2 separate regions of the Mus musculus genome follow, and region 2 is linked to region 1. The links are chromatin contacts, found by Hi-C or POLR2A ChIA-PET in ENCODE. All regions are on one chromosome and are shown on one strand. Each heading gives the region's core, a stretch centred on a gene start or an enhancer-like site at or near the end of the contact. The rest is flanking DNA. Distances are from core to core; before and after follow the strand shown. Region 1 holds the start of Serp2 (stress-associated endoplasmic reticulum protein family member 2). Region 2 has its middle 37 kb from the start of Gm30365.

The links. Hi-C counts contacts between places; a loop is a spot of excess contacts on that map. ChIA-PET counts read pairs that join two places held with the same protein, here RNA polymerase II (POLR2A).
Region 2: a loop to region 1 is called in a map of left cerebral cortex, with 5 times the contacts of the local background. The contact joins the enhancer-like site here to the promoter of Serp2 in region 1. A Hi-C loop is called at or near these places in 4 of 37 maps with a recorded cell type or tissue (all left cerebral cortex). POLR2A ChIA-PET finds 5 or more read pairs at or near these places in 1 of 5 experiments (Patski).

The regions. Positions count from the first base shown.
Region 1 is chr14:76,553,795-76,558,878 of GRCm38, reverse strand. Serp2 (stress-associated endoplasmic reticulum protein family member 2) reads left to right here and starts at 2,192. Exons shown (of 3, transcript NM_001160326.1): 1 at 2,192-2,448. The coding sequence starts at 2,365.
Region 2 is chr14:76,871,762-76,876,917 of GRCm38, reverse strand. No RefSeq gene overlaps it. Among named protein-coding and RNA genes, the nearest start is that of Gm30365, 37 kb to the right of the region's middle. Within about 2 kb of position 1,714, at least 2 of the 3 ENCODE cell types and tissues checked have a DNase peak (open chromatin) inside an H3K27ac peak, as active enhancers do; they include left cerebral cortex, where a contact is called at or near this core.

The DNA.
Region 1 (5,084 bases), core at 943-3,442:
TGAATGTCCCCTAGAGCCTGGGCTCTGGTCAGCTTCGGTGAGAATTTACCCTGCTTCTGCCCAGTTACTGAAATAAGTGAGGGACAGGCAGAAGCACCTGTGGGTCTTATACAATAGCCCCCCCTGCTCAGGAAACACTTCCCCTACTTAAACGCCAGTGGTGGTCTGTCGTTGGTCCTCTGAGGCGGCGACACGAACGACACAGACACCAAGTTGGGTTCAAGCAGCAACTTTACTCAGGCTTTTTCTTTTACAGCTCTCTTCCCCAGCAGCTTCTTCTTAGGGCAAGGGCTAAAACAACTCCTATTACAACAGCTTCTCTTCTAGTACTTCTACTCACGGCAAGGGCTAAAACTCCTCTCTTCACTATTTGCACAGACTCACCTCCTTCTAGCTCCACCCCACCTCATCCAATCAGAATTCACACACGCTCCAGGCACGAGCTCAGGTCGTTCACAGATAGGCTGACAGGTCCTGACCACAAGGAACAGTCCAGCCTGGCAGGCAGCCCACGCATGCAGCCTCACTGTGCATGCTCTGGCAAGGCAGTAAACAAGTGGGTTTCACGGGTCCTGCAGCCGCACCGCTCCCCACAGTGGTCCTTAAAATCAGGGACCAGAATAGGTCAGACTTAAGTGGTCCTGTGATGTTGGTGGCTGCTCATACTGTTAATGAAGCCAGTAGCTGCTCATTCAAGTGAAGAGATTTCTAACCAGTTGATAGAAGGGTATATTGGCTGGTTTTGTCTAACTTGACCCAAGCTGGAGTCTTCAGAGTGGAAGGAGCCTCCGTTGAGAAATGAGACTATGAGCTCCAGCTGTAAGGCATATTCTTAATTACAGATTGAAGGGGAGGCCCCAGCCCATTGTGGGTGGTGCCATCCCTGAGCAGGTGGGCCCAGATTCTATTAGAAAGCAGGTTGAGCAAGCCAGAAAAAGTAAGCCAGTCAGCAGCACCCTCCACAGCCTCTGCATCAGCTCCTGCTTCCAGGTTTCTGCCCTGCTTGAGTTTCATCCCAACAGAAACTCTAAGATAAACCGTATCCTAAAGAGCTCTTCCTAGCTTTCTACCCACATAAGAAATTCTACCCATACCAGAGCCTATTGAAGCATCCTCCAGGCACAGATAGATAGGATCAGAGATGCATCCGACATATCTGGTCTACACAGCTCTCACTCCTTACCCTTGAGTGCTATTTTGTATTGTCCTAACCCTGGACCACCTCTTCCCACTTCTCCAGATGTCCCTCCTGAGCTCCAAGGAGCCATATTTGTTGAGGAAAGATAAGCGGTTCAGCCCCCACTCCTCCCCTAGCTAAATCTCGGGGTCAGCATCTGGATATTCAAATATTGATTTTTGTCCTTTCACTGCAGAGAAACTCCCAATGCTGTCTGGGAGCTCACACTTAGTACCCCATAGAACAGGGATGCCTGAAGGTCCAAGATGCCCCAAGACAGTAGTGGTGGTGGGGCAGTGGGGGATAAGAGTCCAAGCCTGGTCAACACTTTGGTTATGGGCAGTGGCCATCCATTCTTCCTGTACTGTAGGCTCATGAACCCTTTGCCCTCTATGCACTCAGTGGTTTCTGGGGCAATCTGCTAGTGTGATGACCACCACTGCCAAGGTGAGGTCTGGTCCAACTCCACCCTCATCCACATTTTTCAGGGACCAGAAAGAGGCTTCTTGGCTCTTCGTCCCATGTCACAAAGGGTCTCTTTTTGCACAACCCAACTTGCCAAGTGGGGTTTCCTCAGACACCTAAAGGGCAGGTTCTTTTGGGGTGTTTCCCAACAGTACTACCCAAACCTGGCCAGGCTCAGCTCTGAGACTCAGCGCTCGATGCCTAGGGTCTAGCCTTCAGCTTGAAGCACCAGCGCCCCAATCCCTGCCTGTCCCGAGGTGGTCAGGAAACAGTCAGAGGTCACCAGGCTGGGTGCGGCTGCGTCCCCACCCCCCACGCACGCACAAACGCCGGGTCGCCCGAACCCTATGCCCCGCAGCGTTCGATCTCAGGACCCGGACACCCCGGGCCACGGTGCCCTTGGGCTTGGCGCGCGGCGCTGTGTCAGCGCCCGCCTCTCGCTTCCCGCCTCCTGCCTCGGTGGCCGCGCAGGGTAGGTAGCTGGGGGGACCGGAAGGATGGCGAGGAAGTCGGAGAGGGTTTCCTGAGATGAGAGATTACTTCCGTCCGCGCGCTGGCCTCTCTCTGGAGCCGGCTGGCTGGGGCTCCGGGAGCGGGGTGCGCGGGGCTCGGCCGTGCCTTGCCACCTGCAGCGCCCGGGCAAGCCGCGGGGCGCTGCGGCTACGGCTCACCCCGGCCATCGTTGCAGGTGGGAGTCGAGAGCATCCCCAAGCGCCCAAGCCATGGTGGCCAAACAGCGGATCCGGATGGCTAACGAGAAGCACAGCAAAAACATCACCCAGAGGGGAAACGTAGCCAAAACCCTGGTAAGGCGGGGGCGGCGCCGGCCGGGCCGAGCTGGCAGGACCCGCGGGGCGGAGCGGGGCGGGGCGGGCGGGCCGTGGGCTCGGAGCCAGGCCTCCCGGCCCCTCCTCCGGGGTCCCGCAGGCTGGGGGACCCAGCGGGGCTCTGGGGGGCGCAGACTGCTCTGCTTTCTCGTGGGCGGAGAGGGCTCTGGTTGGTGGAGACTCCCCAAGAGAAGGAGCCATCGTCCTTGAAAAAGGCTAAAAGCTGCATCTTAGGGGCCAGTGAAGCCAACTGGGCTGGGAGCCTACTAAGTGAATGAATGAACGAAAGGATGAACGAATGATAGAATGCCACTTATCCACAGCTTCCAGGCTCCGCCCCTGGACTCTCTCCCCACCCCCATGCTAAGATTTTTCTTTCCACCCTTTTTGTGATCGTCTGTCTCTTCTCCCTGTGTGTGTGTGTGTGTGTGTGTGTGTGTGTGTGTGTGTGTACATATATATTATATATATGGTATAAAAGTAGGGCGTGAGATTCCGAGCTACATTTCTCTTCACCCTCCTCTTTCTCTTGCAAACTGAAGCCGCCTCAGCCAAAGCTGAGTGCATCGTTACTGCCTATAATTCACCGTATGGATTCTGGCGCATTATGATGCTGTAACTGTAGCGACCAGCTTAGTGCCCGAGGTTCTTTGCTCCCAGACTGTGTATTAAAGCTTTACCCCTGGAATCTTAAGTAAACTGTGTACCTTAAGTGCAGAGATTTCCTTTAGGAAACCAAGTTATCTGCTCCAGAAAATGTCAGGCCTGTGACTTTGAACCATCCAAGGCTTGTGTGGGTTTGCATCGTTGCGAAGAACTGGTTTGCAAAGGCGCCTGGAATCTATTAGCCCATACGATTATGGGGAAGTCCAGCCGAAGCTTGGGTTTGTCTGGAAACGCAGACTTGATGAGGCAATGCCTTTTAGCAAAGAAATTATGTTGGTTTGATTAACTGAGGGGAAAAGCTGGCTGTGTAGTCATCACACCGGAATTCTTGTTAAACCAAGCAGAATTGTGGCAGAGAAGCCATGGCGTCAAACTACTCAGAGCTTTGTACACAGCCCCAGGCTGAGGTAACCCTTAAAATTCCTTCTTTTGGGGAACTAGAGCATTTAGCTATGATTGGAGGGGACAAAATGCCAAGGCGCCATAGAATGGGAACCATATTTTTCGCAGGAATCTGTTTCCCCTATGAGGTTTTATTACTGGGTCAGGGCAGGGAGCCACTGCCCAAGTTGGCATTAAAGGCAATTATTTTATGCTCAAAGTAGATCATTTCTTCCTTCTCAAGGTGGCAGACCTATTTGCTGACATAGTGGAATAAGCAGCTGTGGCTCTTTCTAATGAACGAAGGAATCTGAGTTCAGATGTAAAATGAAGCCGGGCAGTGGTATTGCACGCCTTTAATCCCAGCACTTTGGAGGCAGAGGCAGGCAGATTTCTGAGTTCGAGGCCAGCCTGGACTACAAAGTGAGTTCCAGTACAGCCAGGGCTACACAGAGAAATCCCATCTCGAAAAAACAAAAAACAAAAGAGATGTAAAATGATCTCAGTTGACAGCTTATGTGAGGGCGAGGGCAAGGACACCAAGAACTAATTTGCAGGGCTATTTTCTCCATCAGCCTCTGTGAACTTGAGAGAATGTTGAGGGCCTAAAACAAAGCAAAAAAAAAAAAAAAATTGTTGGCTTCAAAATAAGAAAAGAAGATGGTAAACCGCCGTGGAGTGGATATAACTCACCATCTGCAATCCAACTCAACATTTCCAGCTACATTTAAATTATATTTAATGTATGGCATAAGTGCACTTGACAGGTTCTGCTATACCATGGATGGCCCTCCTCAGCAGTGCCTGGCGCCTCTGAGGACCTGTAATTGACCAGACTTAATTCTGTAATGAAAGGCTTCAAAACCATGCCCCAATAGATGTTTGTTTTCAGTTGTTTTGAAGGGTCTTTCGGTTAGCCGTATTGTAAGTGTATCGGCATCCAAAAAGAAAATAAAATTTCTCTCTGTAAATCCTGAATCTTGTTGTTTTAATTACAAGTCCAACATGGTTATACTCTGGTAGAAGTTGCTAGGTTATTTCTCTGTCAGTGAAGGGAGCCAATTCAAGTCAGATTAGATTTGATTAAAGGCAGGCTTACTCAGAAGGTGTTCTTGGGCGAGTTCACTGGCCCCACAGAAGGAGGCTACGGAAGTCACCATGGGGTGGTGGGGAGAGGAAGGGTGCACACAGAAGAAAGAGAGGGAAACAGAGAGAGGGGAAACCAAAATGTGTGGATAATATATAGGGAAGAGCCTCTGGGAGAAGGACAGCCCTGGCCCAACCTCTGGGCTGGCAGGGTTGGGGGCAGGTTATGCCAGGTAGGGATTGAAGGATGCTGGGAGACCTGGAGGCCAGGTCTGCTTTGATATGTAAAACATGCTCCTCAGTCCCTTGTCCCCTTCTGAGGCCAAACAGGAGTAACTAATTCTGGATAGACTTAAGTAAATGGGAACAGTTTTGCAAGTTCCAGTTGAAAAACCAAGCTCACTGTCAGCCTCTGTCACTGTATGTGGGCAGATTAGCTAATGGCTTTGGGTAAATGAATGTTTTTCTCCCAGATAGCAGAT
Region 2 (5,156 bases), core at 465-2,964, 320 kb before region 1:
TCTTGTCTTTCCTTCCCACCCACCCCCATATTACTTAGAAAAGCATCTGTAGTCAGGGGTGCAATGTCATTAGACCCCCTACTAAAGTGAGTGAAAGTCACCCTTTTTGTAGCTCTAATGTTGGAACCCTTTTCTCCCTTGATTTTCTGTGTTTGTGTGTGTTGGTGTTAAGGTGTATGAAGACTGAATGTGTGCAGGGTTATATGGGGGAGCCAGAGGGCAGTCTGGAGAGTCTGCTACCCAGGTGCCATCCACCTTTACATAATACAAGGGGTTTTATTTGTTTTGTTTTGTTTTGTTTTGTTTTTGATATAGGGTGCCTTCCTGGCCTAGAAGGCACCAAGCATGCTAGGTTGGCTGATCATCGAGCCTCTGGGAGCCACTTGTCTCTCTTCCCCCACACTAGTAGGCATCTAAGCCACTATGCTGAGCTATTTTTTTTAACGGGTTTTAGGTATTAAAGTCAGGGCCCTCTTTGTAAGGCAAGCATTTTACTGACTGTTCTGTTAACCCAGACAAGAGGCTGTCGATTCCATAACCGGTCATAGTCTTCCTAGGAACCGAATGGACCGGTTATTCCCTAGAGTAGGACATTTGATTGTGTGCCTTCCTGGGCACCGTTTGATGAATAACACCCCCTAAACACTTGCTGATAGACGCACTTACAGGTCCCATAAAGGAAAAACTACGTGTCTATTATTTAATCCCCATCCCTTCCTCATTTGTCCACCAGATGGCAGAACAGGGGCCAGGATAGAAGCTAAAATATTTTTGATTTGCTAATGTAGTAAGTATGAAGTTACATTAAAAGCAGGAAATAAGCACCTAAATGTAAACCTATGACTTAATGTCCATTATATTGGCAGCATGAAAATATATTGCAAAAAAACCAAGATGGTGGAAAACTTAGGTACTAAGTAAGTTAAAAGTTCAACAATGAATTGAAGGGCCTGGATATACTGTTACTCTTGTGCAATGGGCAGAGGGGACAGGAAAGTACTTAATGAAGGTTCTTTCCCGAGCCTACTTTTGAACCTGAAACTAGAAATAGAAAATGGTCTCTTTTCTTCATGCTGTGACAGCCCTGGGCCTGGCAAGTGTGACATTCTCTACCTATATGCAAAGTTAATTTTGAAACAAGCCCTTTAAGTTCAACTCAAGGGCAGCTAAAGTATATAAAGAAATATTGAGTTGGGGCTCTGGGGATCATTGCCCAACATAAAGGCGAGTCTGTGTGCTCACAGCTGGTAAATGTTTAACACAGTCCGTGTTATTAAGCATTGCCCAAGTTTATTTAGCAACCTCTTAAACAAACAGGGGTGATGCTTTATTATTCTCATCTAAATGGATTTAAAGTGGAGGGCACAAAGAAGATAGGCTGGCTTGTTGATATTCTCATCGGTGTGTCTTCTTCACATGTGGATATAAAGCTTTGCTCCTGGATTTGCAGAGGTTATCGTCAGAGAGACATGGCCATGAAGCTGTACCTTACAGAGGAAGGGCCAAGTGGAGTGAGATGGTTTTGAGAATATGTATATCAGGCAATAACCCACACGAGAGAAATGGAAAGTGAATTTTATGACAGCGGTTGTAGGACATTTTAATCCTCATCTTGAGGTGCACACCGAGTCATAGCTATTTGCTTAGCCACTCTACTCTCTAAGGCCCTGGCTTTAACCTTTTCTGGTCACCATGGCAACAAGGACACAAATACAAAGGCCATAGCACTCTCCAGCACTGTGAGGAAGAATTTCCCACTGTATACACAGTACGTATAGTTGACCTAAGCATAGCAGGAAGAATGTGGTGTAATTTTAAACACAGTAAATTGAGTCATAAAATGGAAGTGGATGCAGCTAGGAAAATGTTACCAACAAAGGAAGGGAAATAGTGCTGTGTTGCCGTTCCCACTAAAGCCCACAGTGCCCTCCCTCTTCTCCTTGCCTGATATAAGGAGAACCATGAAAACAAAGCATCCAAGCTTTGATTTTGCTTTTTTTTTTTCCCCTTAAGGCCCAGACCTAAAATAAATGATTCATTTCTAGGCCAACCATAAACGAGTGATCTGAGATGCTGATCTTGAAAGCACTTCATCATTTCCAATCACTGGCTGAAACAGGCTCTGCTAAAAATCCTGTGGTTCACTCCGCATTTCCAGAGAAGCAGCCAAGCTCTGGTACGGCTCTGACCTGATTCCTGGACGAGGCTGTCTGAACGAAGCATCTGTAGAAAGAAAGGTTGGAGCTGACTGTGGAAGGAATTATGGAGCCGTCCCTTGTGTTCAGTCCTATGCACTAAATAATACTGGGAGAACTTGAAAAAGGATATGGGGATAACAAGATTCAAGCAGCTTCCCTGGGCAGGAATGAAGAGCCACAGAAGAAATTCAAAGTTTAAAAAGACTAGACAAAAAACCAAAAAAACAAAAAACAAAAACAAAAACAAAAACAAACAAAAAAACAAGAAACAAAACAAAATAACAAGAAAAGCGGCAGCATTCGGGGACTTCTGCCAGACCTGAATTGATTTGTTTCTCAGTTTGACTGATCAGCATGGGACAAGCAGCCATCATTATTGAATCATTTTCTTTGTCTTGGTTTGACTGTTTGCATTTTTTTAGTAGGGGAACTTGGGCGATAGGCAGATACAACGCCACTGTACTTGACGTGAGCTGCCATGCCAACTGAGGGAAGGAACCAGAGCTCCTTTTCCTGCGACTCCCATTTGTCCCTCAGATACCTGCCTGTATTGAGAGCTGTATTGCGAAGCACAGCCCCATCAGTGCTGTTGTAGTTGTGGGTGTTGCGGTTGTGGATGTCATTACTCAGTCCTTCGGTTCTCTGCTGTCTACAATGGGTGTGAGGTTAAATAAATAACGAGTGGTTATATGTATGTCCACCGCCTAACACCTACCATTGCATGGTTCCCAAAGAAATGCCAACAACAGACTTAAAAGTATCAGAGACTCTCATCACTTCTTCAAGGAGGAAGTATAGCTGAGGAGAAAGAATGTCAGGAAACCAAGGAAACAAATTCATGCCCCAGCTGGGCCGCAGCCAGCTGTGAGACTGAGAGCCTCCCAGCTGCTCTGGGGTTCAGTTTTCTCATCTGCAAAATTAGGATGCTGGCCTGAACCATCCCCCGTTTAATACATTTTGTTACTCTACGGGGAATTCAGAGGTCTTTGCTCCCCTGAGGAGGTCAGTTTAACTTCTGACTTTCTCAGATAGCACTGTAGATAGTCTCAAGAAAGGGAAAGACATTTATAATCATATTTTCCAGTTGAGTTTGGGAAATTAGAGTAAAAGCTAATACATTTTGCACAACTATGAACATGGACCTAAAGTGGGGAAGAGAGGAGGCAACTGCTTTGGAGAAATGTCATCTCTGTCCCTGTACTCCCAGTCCAGTTGAACCACTCAGGATGGCTAGGAGCTGAACTATCCATGCAGAAGGCCAGGGCCACTGGAAGGGAGAGGGGGCAATAAAGGGGAAAAAATTGAGGGTCCTTAATAAATATTATTTCTTCAGTAGTAGTCCAATTCCTGTTGTTATGATGAGATACTAAGGCTGCATACAACATGAAGTAAAGATGCTAACTTTTGACTCGTAAGTCTAGAACATTCGCAATGGGTAGTTCCGGGTAGTTCTCTTCCTGACTCTGCTCACACTGTAGTCACAGACTGTTATGAATGGAAGGTTTGCCACTGCCAAGGCGTGGGCATTTTGCCAGCACTGGTTTGGATTTTGGACACTGGCTTCACCACCTAGTTACCTTTCATTCTGCCACCATCGCCAACCTTGTAACATCCACGGTTAAACTGGAATTGTGATAGAAACAAACCACATCCAAACCATAGTAGAAGGGGAGAACAAGCCTCCATTTAGATGATTCAAATCTAACTTCTAAGATTTCTCCAATAAAAAAAAATTGTATGTATGAACGTAGATATACAACACGTGTAGATGAGTATGTATATGTACATGTATATAGATATCATACATTATGCCAGATAGATGTGTGTGTGTTACTCTTACTCCTTCTCCATGAGGTACAGACCTGCCGAAATACCGATTGAGGGTATTCTAGATATTCCTCCATTCTTGCCCTTGCCCTCTGGTCTCCTCGGCACCAGCACGGAAAGCAAGAACAGAGCTTGAGAATTCTAACTAGTCTGGAGAACTGTGAATGCCCACACAATTTTACATTTGCTTCTGTTGCCATGACAAATTTTTCTTTTCAGAAGAAAAGAACATTTCTAAAAGATCAAAATTAAATCCCTTTGAAGACTCAAAGGAGGGTGGCATCTCCGGGAAAGCATTAGAATGAAAAGACACTGTGGCGCTTGTGACATTTACAAATCACCCAGCCCCTCACGATTGTGAAGTTTAAAGTTCAGTTCTCCCCTTTCTTTTTGTGTGTTTCTGTCTCTCCTGCCCAGGCCAACATAGCTCTTAAACTCTTTACTGATGCAACAGAGTCTGGAGTCTTGATGGGATCATTGCTGAGTGATGACGAGCTTTAGTCTGAAGAACAAATTGTCATTTGGCCCAGAGCAAGAAAGCTCCATCCATATGAACAGATACATAGAAGTAACCATGTATATGTGTGGATGGATAGACAGGTAGACTAATCCTCATTTGGGCAATTCCTCTTCTAGCTACCTACACAAGGACTTTTTTTCCCATCTAACTCCAGTTCTTTCTAGATTTTATCATCAGTTTAAACTCCCTTCCTGGAAACTGTTGAAAAATGATAGGTGATAGGTGCTAATCCATGCCCAAAGGAGATGTTGCTTCTTGGCCTGAACAGGCAAGAATCCTTGGATTATTTCAAAAGACCCAGTTAGGGAAAAATAGGCAACTGCCACCACTATCATTAATAACCCCCCACTATACACAGATACCTACACATTAACAGCAAACAATCCGATTCTCTTCTCAGAACTCTTCTATTTTCTATTTGATCTTTCCAACAATGTAAAAGATACTCTTTATGTGGCAGCCTAGAGTCAGTTATCAACAACTGTGAATGAGTTTAACCTGGGCCAGCAATTCCAGTTCTGTAGGTACCTACAGAAGAATGAGAGACAGTGTTTATGTCAGCTTCTGTGTGGGTACGGTCTCTCATTAGGTTAATGACATAAAGTCATCTG